2 separate regions of the Homo sapiens genome follow, and region 2 is linked to region 1. Evidence: chromatin contacts called from ENCODE Hi-C or POLR2A ChIA-PET data. All regions are on one chromosome and are shown on one strand. The core of a region is the stretch at or near the end of the contact, and the rest is flanking DNA. Distances in the headings are between cores, read along the strand shown. Region 1 has its middle 48 kb from the start of CLPB. Region 2 has its middle 50 kb from the start of LINC01537.

Region 1 (6,302 bases), core at 188-2,687:
GAGTAGCTGGGATTACAGGCATGCACCACATGCCTGGCTAATTTTTGTGTTTTTAATAGAGATGGGGTATCTCCATGTTGGCCAGGGTGGTCTCGAACTCTTGACCTTAGGTGATCTACCCACCTTAGCCTCCCAAAGTGCTAGGATTACAGGCGTGAGCCACCATACCTGGCCCCTTTTTGCTCTCTTAATGGTGTCTTTTGGTGAACAGAAGTTCTTAATTTTGGTAAAATCCAATTTATCAATCTTATGTTCTGTCTAGGAACTCTTTTCCACCCATATTCTCCTAGAGGCTTGATTGCTTTATTTTAGCTTCCACATTTAAGTCTACGATCCATTCTAAATTAATTTCTGGTAGTTGCGAGGAAGGAGTCAAGGTTCAATTTTTCAGCTTAGTTATCCCATCAACCCATTTATTTAAATAACTGATAAATTGGAATGGAACCTTTGTCATGAATCCCACACATAAATATATGTGTGGGTCTGTTTCTGGGCTCTCTGTTCTATTCTTTAGGTGGTTTTTTCTCTTTTTTTTTGTTCCCAGAGGAGCAATAAAGAGTTGCATAAAGAAAAAGTGGATGAAGTCCTCCCACCCTCTTCTCTTTGAAGTAACCACGTTACCACTCTGAGAGGCATTTAGCTTTCCTCCATGCTCTTACAAACATATGTAATCATACACAGTGTGCATTTACAAAGAAGTTTTTAACCACATGGGGAGATGCTTTCTTGTAAAACAACGAGAGTAGAATATAAATTTGTATGTATCGAATGTAAATTTCTATGTATCAAACTGTATAAGAGTAGTAATAAAAAATAGCACTTACCATGTGCCAGGTGCTTTACTAAGTGCTTTACGTATATTAACTCATTTAATTCTCACAGCAGCCTGAAAAGATAGGGACAATTTTGCTCCCATTTTACAGATGATGAAATAGAGACACAGAGAAGGTGGAACTTGCCCAGTGCCATACAACCAATATGGTGGAGCTAGGATTCAAACCCAGCCTGTCTGGCTCCAGAACCCATATTCTTAACCAGAATTGGTTAGAATAAGACACGTGGAAACATTAGTTGCACTTACCTCTATGAATTATGATTTTTATTATTTATCCCTTGCTCACTGCCCTTCACCCTTCTGACCATTAGGGCCAAGTTCTTTCCCAGCCTCAAAGCCTTTTCATTTCTAGTATAGACAGTTCCTCCATGACTCACTGCTCAATCAACTGCTATTCAATTTTGAACTCTCAGCCTAAATTCCCCTTTCCCATGAAGTTCGACCTGACTTCCTACACAAGTATGGCTTCCCTGAAACTATTTCACAACTTCCTGTCCCGTGCTTTTCCTTTCTAGCAGTCAGCACAATTGTACATAACAACTTCTGGAATGAGTTGTTTGAACAGCTGTCTTCCCTGAGCACCCCCTAACTGTGGGCTCTATGAAAGCAAGCTCTGGGTCTGTCTTGTTAATCTTTGGGTGCCCAGAGCCTTGTCTGAAACATGTAGATGCATGTGAGGGTTCCACTGTGGAGCAGATCAGCGAGAGATAGGCCAACAGGAGGCATGGCTTGGGGAGCCTTCTCAATGTGTTCTAATACGGGTGCAGAGGGAGGTGCTGGAATCAGACACATAGCCCTGAGTTAAAATACTGACTCAGCAAGCTGTGCAAACCTGGACTATAACACTCATGTTCTGAGATCTACTTCCTCTCATATAATATGGGGTTAAAAATATCACTTCGTGGCCGGGCGTGATGGCTCACTCCTGTAATCCCACCACTTTGGGAGGCTAAGGCAGGTGGATCACGAGGTCAAAAGATCGAGACCATCCTGGCTCACATGGCGAAACCCCATCTCTACTAAAAATACAAAAAATTAGCCGGGCGTGGTGGCTGCGCCTGTAGTCCCAGCTACTCGGGAGGCTGAGGCAGGAGAATCGCTAGAACCAGGGAGGCGGAGGTTGCAGTGAACCGAGACCACGCCACTGCACTCCAGCCTGGTGACAGAGTGAGACTCAGTCTCAAAAAAACAAACAAACAAAAAAAAACCCCTCATATCTACAAGAGTACATGGCACACAGTAGATGTCCAATAGTTAAATGAATTTATTGAACGTTTTTGAAAGAATTAAATATGATTTTTTTCCAGTTTCTTAACTTCTCTGTACCTCTGTTTTCTTATCTGTGAAATGAGATAATAAATAAATGAACTTGCCTGTTTCTTTTTTTTTTTTTTGAAAGGGAGTCTCGTTCTGTCACCCAGGCTGGGGGTGCAGTGGCGCAATCTTGGCTCACTGCAAGCTCTGCCTCCCGGGTTCACGCCATTCTCCTGCCTCAGCCTCCCGAGTAGCTGGGACTACAGGCACCTGCCACCACGCCCGGCTAATTTTTTTGTATTTTTAGTAGAGATGGGGTTTCACTATGTTAGCCAGGATGGTCTCGATCTCCTGACCTCGTGATCCGCCCGCCTCACCCTCCCAAAGTGCTGGGATTACGGGCATGAGCCACAGCGCCCGGCAAAATATGCCTTGCCTATTTCTTAGGATTGTTGTGAGAATTCAAGAATATAATCCACGCAAAGCACAGAACCCAGGGTCTAGCATGGAGGAAATGTTCAATAACGGTTAACTATGCTTCTTATTATTATGGGTAAAGCACCTTCTGGAGTGCCCAGTGCACAGTAGGCACTCTGTAGATAGATGGTGCCAAATGTTACTGACTTAGCCTGGGTGGTGTCATGTCCGGCTGCTTCTAGGGCAATGCAGGGTCCTGGCTCTGAGCGCGCCTCTTGGTTCCAGGTTTGGTGCTGTACTGACACCACCCAGTGGCCAGCATGGGCTACTGTAATCCCAGCCTTGGCTAATACCTTGCTCCAGGGTTACTCTTCCAAACCTGGACTCCGTCCAAACCTTAAGAAGAGCCTTGTGCATTCCCTTGGAAAACTGGGAACACTGGCGACAGAGAAGAGGAAATGGATTTGAAAGATAATTCAAGAATGTGGATTCAACAGACTTTGTGATCAATTATATATCCAGTGGGGAAGGAAGATGGATTTGTCTAAAATAGTGGTTCTTAAGTAGGGGTGATTTTGCCAAAAAGGGGACATCTGGCAATGTCTGGAGACATTTTTGGTTGTCACAACTTGGAAGGAGGAATGCTATTGCAGTCTAGTGGGGATAGACCAAGGATGCTGCCAAATATCCTACAATGCACATGACAGCCCCTCGATAAAGAATAATCCAGTCCCACTGGGCACAGTGGCTCACGCCTATAATCCCAGCTCTTAGGGAGGCAGAGGCGGGAGGATAGCTTGAGCCCAGGAGTTCAAGACCTGCCTGAACAATATAGTGAGACCCTGTTCTCCACAAAAAGGAAAAAAAAAAAAGAATTATCTAATCCAAAATGCCAAAGTGCCAAGGTCAAAATAACCTGGTCTAGACAGTCTAACCTGGGCATTCACTGCATCAAGAAAAGCTGTGAAAAACCTGTCACATGAGCTATCACTACTGTGTCCAGTTCAAGGATCAGGTAGGTCTGAGGACAATCCTAGCCAGGAGCTAGCACAGCCTATGGAATTCTCTCAAGTCAAGGAAGGGGAAACATTATTACAGATCATTTATTTCTTCAACTTACAACATTTATGATCACAATACATATATTTAAACTATTGCTGACAGTGTACGTGGTTATTAATCACACTGAAGGACTTAAACACAGAATACAAGTCATGTTAACTAGAAATTCTCAAAGTAGGCCTGGCGCAGTGGCTCACACCTGTAACCCCAGCACTTTGGGAGGCCAAGGCAGGAAGACTCCTTGAGCCCAGGAGGTCGAGACCAGCCTGGGCAGCATAGAGACCCTATCTCCAAAAAAAAAATTTTTTTAATTAGCCAGGCATGTTGGCACACACCTGTAGTCCACCTACTCAAAAGGCTGAGGCGAGAGGATCACCTGAGCCCAGGAGGTCAAAGATGCTGTGAACCATGTTTGTGCCACTGCTATCCAGCCTGGGTGACAGAATAAGACTCTGTCACAAAAAAAAAAAAAAAGGAGGGGGGCAGGATGCAGTGGCTTACACCTGTAATCCCAGCACTTTGGGAGGCCGAGGTGGGTGGATCATGAGGTTAGGAGATCGAGACCATCCTGGCTAACACGGTGAAACCCCGTCTCTACTAAAAAATACAAAAAAATTAGGCAGGCATGGTGGCGGGTGCCTGTAGTCTCAGCTACTTGGGAGGCTGATGCAGGAGAATGGCCTGCACCCGGGAGGCGGAGCTTGCAGTGAGCCAGATCGTGCCACTGCACTCTAGCCTGGGCGACAGAGCGAGACTCCATCTCAAAAAAAAAAAAAAAAAAAAAAAATCTCGAAATAGGTCACACAATCTTAGAATTCAATTAGGAGATCCTTTGGATTTCCTTGCAGAAAAAAAGCAGTAACTGTGAACCAAGGAAAAGATTCCACTTCTCGTGCTTCCTAGTATTTGCTATAACAAACTTGGGAAGCAGTCAGATCCTTACCCTTCCTTTAATATCTGCTCTACGCTATAGAAAATGTGCAGTCAGAAAGCAGGTTAAGGGCTCCACTTAGTGGGAAGCAACAAGACCAGGAGATCAGGCAGGAGAACCAGGAGCACAAGGCCTTCTCTTGTGTCTGTGAAGGGAAGAAATGTCTCAGAACATGGACATATGAGACCTTTCCAGCTCCACCCTTCTGACAATAAACCAGGCCTGGCCTGGTGGCTCACACCTGTAATCACAGCACTTTGGGAAGCCAAGGAAGGGGAATTACTTGAGGTCAGGAGTTCAAGACCAGCCTAGGCAACATAGTGAAACCCTGTCTCTATAATAATAATAATAAAAAAATCAAAAACAAACCAGACAGAGGGACTTTCGGGCCCACTCCTCTACATTCTCATATGAAATCCACTCTCACCACCGGGAATTCCTGTGACACTCCAAAGATTCCAAGGATATTATCTTTTAGTTCCTTTCCTCTCCACTGGAAATTCCAACCCAAGAAAGTCTCAAACTGCTGCAGCTGTCAAGCCTGATGAACAACTCAGTTCCTCCACCTGTAGGCCTTTGTGCTTAGGGCTGCAAGTCCTCAGCTCTGAATGACCTTGGCACCCCGGGTGCTGCTCCTTATGTGAGAAAGACCTTTCCTATCTGGGCCTGGCGGTCCTCTGGCCATTAGGGGAACCCTCTGTGCTTGTCTTTCTCCACCCCTGAAAGTATCTCTGGCTCTGGAAACGCTATTTTTTGTGACATTCTCCACCCAACATGGCTTTGCAAAATATGTGTTCTACTCACAGGTTGACTGGTGTACTTACTCTTGGTGAAGCTACCAGGATCTGGTGGGAATCATTTGCTCCAGATGTGAGGTGGCATCTTTCCTCTGCTGGCCTATTTACCTGACCATCCTGTTTCCAGTAAGGCCCGATAGGAATTTTGCAAGCCTACAAAAGTTCCTTTCGAAAGCTCAAAGTTCCCCTGGAATCACACCTTAAGTTTTTGTTTTTCTGTGTATGGAATGCTCCTATATTTTCCAGAGAAATTTTAGAACAAACTTCCATGGACGTATTCTACAATCTAATCAGAACTTGAAATTACTCCACCTTTGAAATCTCAAGGCCCATCAATCTGTTTTCTGACCACCCCTCTCAGTCTGCCCAGCTTCCACTCTCTACCTCCTAGAGCACCTCATAGAGAGCACCAGTTCCCAAGCCTGCCTCCATCACCATGGCCACCTGCTGAGTTCAGGCACCCTCATCTCTTGCCCCAATTTCTGCAGCAGCCACAGCCTTCTGCCCGGAACCAGGTCTGCCCATTCTCCTGGCCCTCTGATGTGTCCCCCAACGTGGCAGTAGTTTTCATAACTCGTTCTGCCTGGTGCCCAACAGATCCTTCTGGCCTTTCTGCATAGCAGAGGTTGGGAGCTTTACTGGACTGCTAAATTGCCTCATGGCTCTGTGCCGGTGCCCTGCTCCCTATTCCAGGACATCAGCAGACCCAGACTCACTTGAACTGAGAAGCAGTAGAAATTACTGGCTTTATTTTTTCAAAGTTAACATTATTATTGTTTTTAAGGGTGACATTCTGAAACACCTTAGAGCTTGGAATCAGCACTTCATCTTCACGTGGGCCAAAAGCATATCTCTAATAGAAACTTCTAAGAAGGTTCTGATGACAAGGACTGAGGCTTTCTATTAAAATATGGTGTGTATGAGTAGCTATTTGTTGAGGGAAAAAAATACAAGGAAAATTGGCCAAAATTGCATTGCCTCTCCCATGGTAATGAAACTTGGTGCA
Region 2 (6,863 bases), core at 3,026-5,525, 36 kb before region 1:
TGCCTTACTGAGGTCCCTGTCCTCTGGTTGTACCACCTCTAACCTTCCTCAGCCTAGCCATCCTCCCTATGTGTCTGGTCTATTGTGTGGCCCATTTGTGCAAAACCTTTCCATTTTTCAATCTCCTCACTCCAACACCATCCATCTCTCTTCTGTCTAGCCAACCTTTTCTATGGAAATGTCCTCTTGCCTGCCCAGAATCTGTAAACTAGCTACACTGGAAATCTCAAGCCTACCAATATGTTTTCTGAGCACCCCTCTCAGTCTGCCCAGCTTTCACTCTCTTCCTCCTAAAGCACCTCATAGAGAGCACCAGTTCCCAGACCTGCCTCCATCACTGCAGCCACCTGCTCAGTTTAGGCACCCTCATCTCTTGCCCCGATTCCTGCAGCAGCCACAGCCTTCTGCCCGGAACCAGGTCTCCCAACTCTCCTGGCCCTCTGATGTGTCCCCCAACATAGCAGTAGTTTCCATAACTCATTCTGCCCAGCAGATCTTTTCGACCTTTCTGCATGCAGGGAGGTTGGGAGCTTCACTGGGCTAGAGGCTGCCCTGTTGATACGGAAGTGCTGGGAAGGGAAGAGCAGGGTCCCTTTAAATCCTTTAAATGATATGGAAGGAAGGAAGGGAAGTGCTGGGTAGAGAATGGTGTGGTCCCTGGCTAGGGTTCCACCCCCACGGACCTAGGTGAGGACAGGCACTCCTGCCTTCGTGCCCAAATGTTGCATTTCCCAAGACCACCCTGGCCTGCCATGCCCCCAACCCTGTGCCTATAAAACCAACTCTCGGCCGGGCACAGTGGCTCACACCTGTAATCCCAGCACTTTGGGAGGCCAAGGTGAGTGGATCACGAGGTCAGGAGTTCAAGACCAGCCTGACCAACATAGTGAAACCCCATCTCTACTAAAAATACAAAAATTAGCTGGACATGGTGGCCTGCGCCTGTAATCCAAGCTATTCAGGAGGCTGAGGCAGGAGAATCGCCTAAACCCAGGAGGAGGAGGCTGCGTTGAGCCGAGATGGCACCGCTGCCCTCCAGCCTGGGTGACAGAGTGAGACTCTGCCTCAAAGAAAACAAAAAACAAAAAAAAAATCCCCTGCCCCCCAGACCCTAGCAGGCAGACACACAAGTGGCTGTGGCTGGACATCGTGAGGAACACATGGGTGGAAGAAGACACAGAGGCAGCTGGACGTGGAGAGGAGCACATCAGCGGAGGAACACACCAGCACACAGCAGCTGGATGTTGTGAGGAAAGCACTGACAGGCACCAGCACGATGGCAGGCCACTGACTGGCAGGACAACGGGGAGTTTGGCCAGGGCAGTTGGAGGGGAGCCCAGGCCTCCCAGCAGCCCAGGTCCAAGGGAAAACCATCTCCCTTCTGGCTCCCTGATGGGCAGAGAGGTACTTCCACTCAGTAAAATCTTGCACTCATTCTCCAAACCCAGGTGTGATCCGATTCTTCAGGTACACCAAGGCAAGAACCCAGGATACAGAAAGACCTCTGACCTTGTGACAAGGTAGAGAGTCTAATTGAGCTGGTTAACACAATCTGCCTATGGACAGCTAAACTAAAAGAGCAAAACTAAAAGAACACCCTGTAACACAGGCCCACTGGGGCTTCAGGAGCTGTAAACATTCACCCCTAGACACTGCTGTGGGGTCAGAGCCCCACCACCTGCCCATCTATATGCTCCCCTAGAGGTTTGAGCAGTGGAGTACTGAAGAAGCAAGCAATTTCCCCTGTCACATGCCCTGTTAGGGGGACAAAAGAACCTTTCCCATTTCACTGTGTCTCTGTGCCTGGGCTCTGCTCTCTATTCTGGGACATTAGCCCAGTCCTTTCAGGAACCTAATACATTTCAGCAGTTGATTGGAGGCCCAGGGTTCTGTGCCCTGGCTGCATCTGATAGGAGGGCATCCCCTCCTCCATTCCATGATGGCCCCACCACTCGCACCTCCAATGCAGACCCAGACTCACCTGAGCTGTTGAAATTGCTGTCTTGTTTTCTGGGATTTTTAGTAGAACCATCGCAGAAACAATTGAAGTTACTCCTTATTTTCTTAGAACTTTCAAGCAAAATTTTATTGTGTTTTTTATTTGTTTGTTTAATGGTAACTTTCTGATACACCTTATACTCTCAAAAAAGAATTAGCACTTCTTCATGAGGATAGAAAGAGAAGTTTTTGATTTTAACACCCAGGCAGGTTGTGATGATAAATAGTGTCCCCTCTTCACCAAGAAATGGTGGTGACACAGATACATTTCGAGATGAAGATGATGAAGTAAATTGCCCAAATCATACATTCCCTTCCCCACTGTAATCAAATTTGGTTTTAGAGCCTCTGTAAACTCTGTTACAATTCCCTGTAGTGAGAAGCTGAAGAGCACTTGTCAGATAATAATGGAAGGCTTTAAACTGAAAGTTGTGTGAATTTTGAAGGAATTCTCTTACAGCTTTGTTACAATCATTTGCAGTGTTCCCAGTATAGGCCACTAGAGCTGTTTCATGGAAATCACTGAGTTTTTCAGAATAGCTTATTTTGTTTTTGAGTTGCTTCCATGTTTCCGACTTTTTCTAGTCAATGTTTAAATTTGTATTCACTCTCAGTTCTTCTTTTAACAGCTGGGGCACCCTTTTCTCCATTTCTTCAACACAACCCACGCACTGGTCATCAAACACATTGTCAGCCATGTCCAGCTTGGCTGGCTGTCCCAGGCTGGTCACCTGTTAAGAAGGAGTAGAGGCCGGGTGTGATGGCTCCCGCCTGTAATTCTGGCACTTTGGGAGGCCGTGGTGGGTGGATCACCTGAGGTCAGGAGTTCAAGACCAGCCTGGCCAATATGGTGAAACCCTGTCTCTACTAAAAATACAAAAAAAAAATTAGCTAGGCCTGGTGGCATGCACCTGTAATCCCAGCTACTCAGGAGGCTGAGGCAGGAGAATCGCTTGAACCTGGGAGGTGGAGGTTGCAGTGAGCCCAGATTGTGCCACTGCATTCCAGCCTGAGCAACAGAGCGAGACTCCATCTCAAAAAAAAAAAAGAAGGAGTAGAGGCCCTTGACCTGCTGGGAAAGTGTGTTGCAAGCTGCCCAGAGCCCACAGCATGGGCTTTAGCTCAGTATGAAATTTCACAGGTTCCCCTCATAGGACTCATGTATGGCACATGTATGAACCATCTTATGACACTATTAGTAGTATAAAGAGAAAAGCTAAGCTTTGTGACTGTTCTGTTTAGTAGTGCTATTTTTTTTTCTTATTTTGAGACAGAGTCTTGCTTTGTTCCCCAGGCTGGAGTGCAGTGGCATGATCTCGGCTTACTGCAACCTCTGCCTCCCGAGTTCAAGTGATTCTCCTGCCTCAGCCTCCTGAGTAGCTGAGATTACAAGTGTGCACCACTATGCCCCGCTGATTTTGTATTTTCACTAACTCTTGACCTCAAGTGATCTGCCTGCCTTGGCCTCCCAAGTGCTGGGATTATAGGCGTAAGCCACCCTGCTTGGCCTACTGGTGCTATTTTAGAAATATCTTTCAGATTCATGCTCTCTGACCAGCTCTAGCCACAGACTCAACTCTGCAAACTCTATTGTCTCCAAGATGTGAGAAAAGCAAGATTAGCAGGATGTAGGTTGGGAGTGGGTGGTAGATATTATCTGTTGTGTTAGCCACCAAATTAACATGAAGAAGTGAACTGCTATGGCTGGAAGATATGCCATCTTCAAGTTCAAAAATAACTGCAAATAAACATAAGACAATGTGAAGTGTGAACATAAGTTTCATTGTGAGTGTGCTGATGCATCCGTTCTGTGTTAATGAATCCCTACTTCAAATCTGGAAGTCTAGGCTCCTATGTACACTGCTTCCTGAACAGTTAACCAGGAGTCCTTGTAAAGAGCTTTGCCTGGGTCCTGCACCAGGGATGAGGTGACTCTGACATCTGGCTCCGGGTAGGGCACTGGTATTAAAACAATCCATCCTGGTAATAGGCAGAGCCACGTGTCATGCAGACTGCCAGTGAGAGAAACAGACTACGTTTTGGCAGATACTTCCTAACCCCTAACATTTTACTTTCCCATAGAGAAATATTGCAAGTCCTTTCACAAATGCTTTTAAAAAAATTCTTCTCAAAGTTGTGTTAACATGGGGCTCAAATTTAAGTCAATACTTCTGAATATCTCTCAAAGTTGTCAGTACAAAAGGAATCGCTCCTCAGGCACTAGTTGCTGTCTCTAGTTTTAAGCAGCCTCCTTTGCCTCTCAGAGTGTACTTTCACTTTGCAATAAACTTCTTTGCCTACTCTTACTACGGACTTGCTCTCAAATTCTTTTGTATGGCAAAGTCAAGAACCCCAACCAGCCCACAACAACAATTTGAGTGTTTGCAGCTTTCCCAGTTCCCTACACTGCAGAAAGTCGGGGATGACAAAGAATCCTAGTCTAGCCGGAAGCATTAAGAATATACTGAAATTGATGTCTAATTGTGAAAATTCTATGAATATGGTAGGTAAAGAATTTCTTTCAGACAAAAAGCACTTGGGGAGCCATAATTGATAGGAATATATTGCATTGAATAAAAATTATGTTTCAAGTTCTAAAAAATGGTAATTTTTTTTGAGATGGAGTCTCGCTTTGTTCCCCAGGCTAGAGTGCAGTGGCGCAATCTCGGCTCACTGAAGCCTCTGCCTCCTGGGTTCAAGTGATTCTCCTGCCTCAGCCTCCCAAGTAGCTGGGATTACAGGTGTGTGCCACCACACCCAGCTAATTTTTGTATTTTTAGCAGAGACGGGGTTTCGCCATGTTGGCCAGGCTGGTCTCAAACTCCTGACCTCAGTTGATCCCCACCCTCTTGGCCTCCCAAAGTGCTGGGATTACAGGCATGAGCCGCTGCACCCAGCCAAGAATGGTACCCTTGAAATAATTTTTTTTAATCAAATTTAATCCTGTCACAGAGTCAGCATGATTCTAGGGCAATCAAAAATATGGGGGCCAAGTCTGAACCAACCACATCCTGCTTTCTTTTATTAAATAATAGTAATAATTCTATGGATGTTTTTCTTCTAAAATTTGTATTCTGAATTTGGGAGCCTTTGTATTAAATACTGTTAAACCTCAAAAAATGACTTAAATGAAATTATAACTAAAAATTTAAAATTTCTCCTTAATTCTAAAAGAAGTAATTTTATATTTTTCTCTGTATAATAAGTGCTTTTTTTATAGAATGCAAGATTGGGAATTTTAAGCATGGCATATTTTGATTTTATGTGAAAATTTAGATTTCTTCACTAATATTGAACAACTAAAGCACTATACAAAATTAATATAAACATGGCTGTTCAAATGAAATTTTTTGCAAATTGAAATGTGCTATAATGATAAAAACTGGTCTTCTGTGTTTGAAAATTATATGACTCTATGAGAAAATTTCCACCTAAAATATCTGAGCACCACTTAAAGTTTTGCTGTCTGACACATACCTCAAATAACTACTTTTTAATTTAATTGTTTAGTCATCTTATACTTTGATTATATTATTCTAACATTCTTAATTGATTCTTAGAATTTTTAAATTGTATAGCATTAGGGTAATGAATATTTGTATTTATCCAATGTCTCTATATATGGAGTAAATTCTAATCTTTGATCTTCAGGCAAAATTGTAAAAGCTTCTATTTAATATACCCTTGTTTAAGGACTTTTATTTTTTAGAGGCAGGGTCTTGCTCTGTCACCCAGGCTGGAGTACAGTGGCACGTCATGGCTCACTACAGCTTCGACCTCCCAGGCTGAAGTGATCCCCCTACTTCAGCCTCCTGGGTAGCTGGGACTACAGACATACACCACCATGCCCGGCTAATTTTTTAAATTTTTATAGAGACCGGGTCTCCCTATGTTGCTCAGGTTGGTCTTGAACTCCTGGGCTCAAGGGATCCTCCTGCCTCAGCTTCCCAAAGTGCTGAGATTACAAGCATGAGCCACCATGCCCAGCCTTCTTTAAGTATTTCTAAGACTAGAGCTATCCTCCTTAAATTGTTAAAATCCCCCGGAGGAAGATTTTGACTGGCCCCGAGTTAAGACACCGCTAATGAGAAAATACTTTGCTTTTACATCCTATCTACTTTAAAATCACTTAGCAGCTCCTTATCCTCTACTCACAGTGGTTCTCAAGGTTTGAGTGCATAAGAACTCAACTGGGAAACTTGTTACCAACAGAGATTCCTGTCCTTTTAGCTGTTTTCCTTTTTCCAGATCTGACCCCACCTCTCTACATGGAATATTTCTTGCACAGAACTAGACTTTGCCTCTTGACATATAAGCCCCCTACCTCAGTCACCCCAACCCTCAGATCGTCTCCCAGCCCCATCCTAATACCAATGTCTCCTCAGGGGACATTCCTAATTTCCTCACCTTCAGAGACCCTTCTTCCGCTCTTCAGAGGGCCGAGTTCAGACTTGTCAATATCTGGTCTCCTGCAGATCCTTGATTTGGTCCCTGTCCCTCTCTGACAATAGTGTCTGAGAACAAAATGCTCTCGCCCTTTTATGTTTTCTTTCCATGGAATTGATATGTGTGTGTGTGTGTGTGTGTGTGTGTGTGTGTGTGTGTGTGTGTGGCTTGTGGCTTAGAGGTAGGTCCTGAAAAAAGCAGAGATTGCTGTAGATCCTTTCCCCATACACTTGGTTTTAACCGATTACCTGAGCCATTTGAGGGTGTTAGAATTTGAGAGAATTAGGGCAAGGCAAAGGAAGGACAGATGAGCTTTTTTTCTGTCAACTTTTATTTTAGGTTCAGGGGGTCCATGTGCAGGTTTGTTACATAAGTAGATTGTGTGTCACTGGGGTTTGGTGTACAAATGATGATGTATC

The links. A loop is a pair of places that touch in the nucleus more often than their neighbours do. ChIA-PET counts read pairs that join two places held with the same protein, here RNA polymerase II (POLR2A). Pooled maps may share reads with other maps.
Region 2: a loop to region 1 is called in a map of naive thymus-derived CD4-positive, alpha-beta T cell, with 5 times the contacts of the local background. The contact joins two enhancer-like sites. A Hi-C loop is called at or near these places in 3 of 168 maps with a recorded cell type or tissue (CD4-positive, alpha-beta memory T cell and naive thymus-derived CD4-positive, alpha-beta T cell) and 8 of 50 pooled maps. POLR2A ChIA-PET finds 5 or more read pairs at or near these places in 5 of 52 experiments (AG04450, H1, HEK293 and 2 more).

The regions. Positions count from the first base shown.
Region 1 is chr11:72,478,951-72,485,252 of GRCh38, reverse strand. It overlaps the pseudogene ART2BP. Among named protein-coding and RNA genes, the nearest start is that of CLPB, 48 kb to the right of the region's middle. Within about 2 kb of position 1,437, at least 5 of the 41 ENCODE cell types and tissues checked have a DNase peak (open chromatin) inside an H3K27ac peak, as active enhancers do.
Region 2 is chr11:72,516,808-72,523,670 of GRCh38, reverse strand. It overlaps the pseudogene ART2P. Among named protein-coding and RNA genes, the nearest start is that of LINC01537, 50 kb to the left of the region's middle. Within about 2 kb of position 4,275, at least 3 of the 41 ENCODE cell types and tissues checked have a DNase peak (open chromatin) inside an H3K27ac peak, as active enhancers do.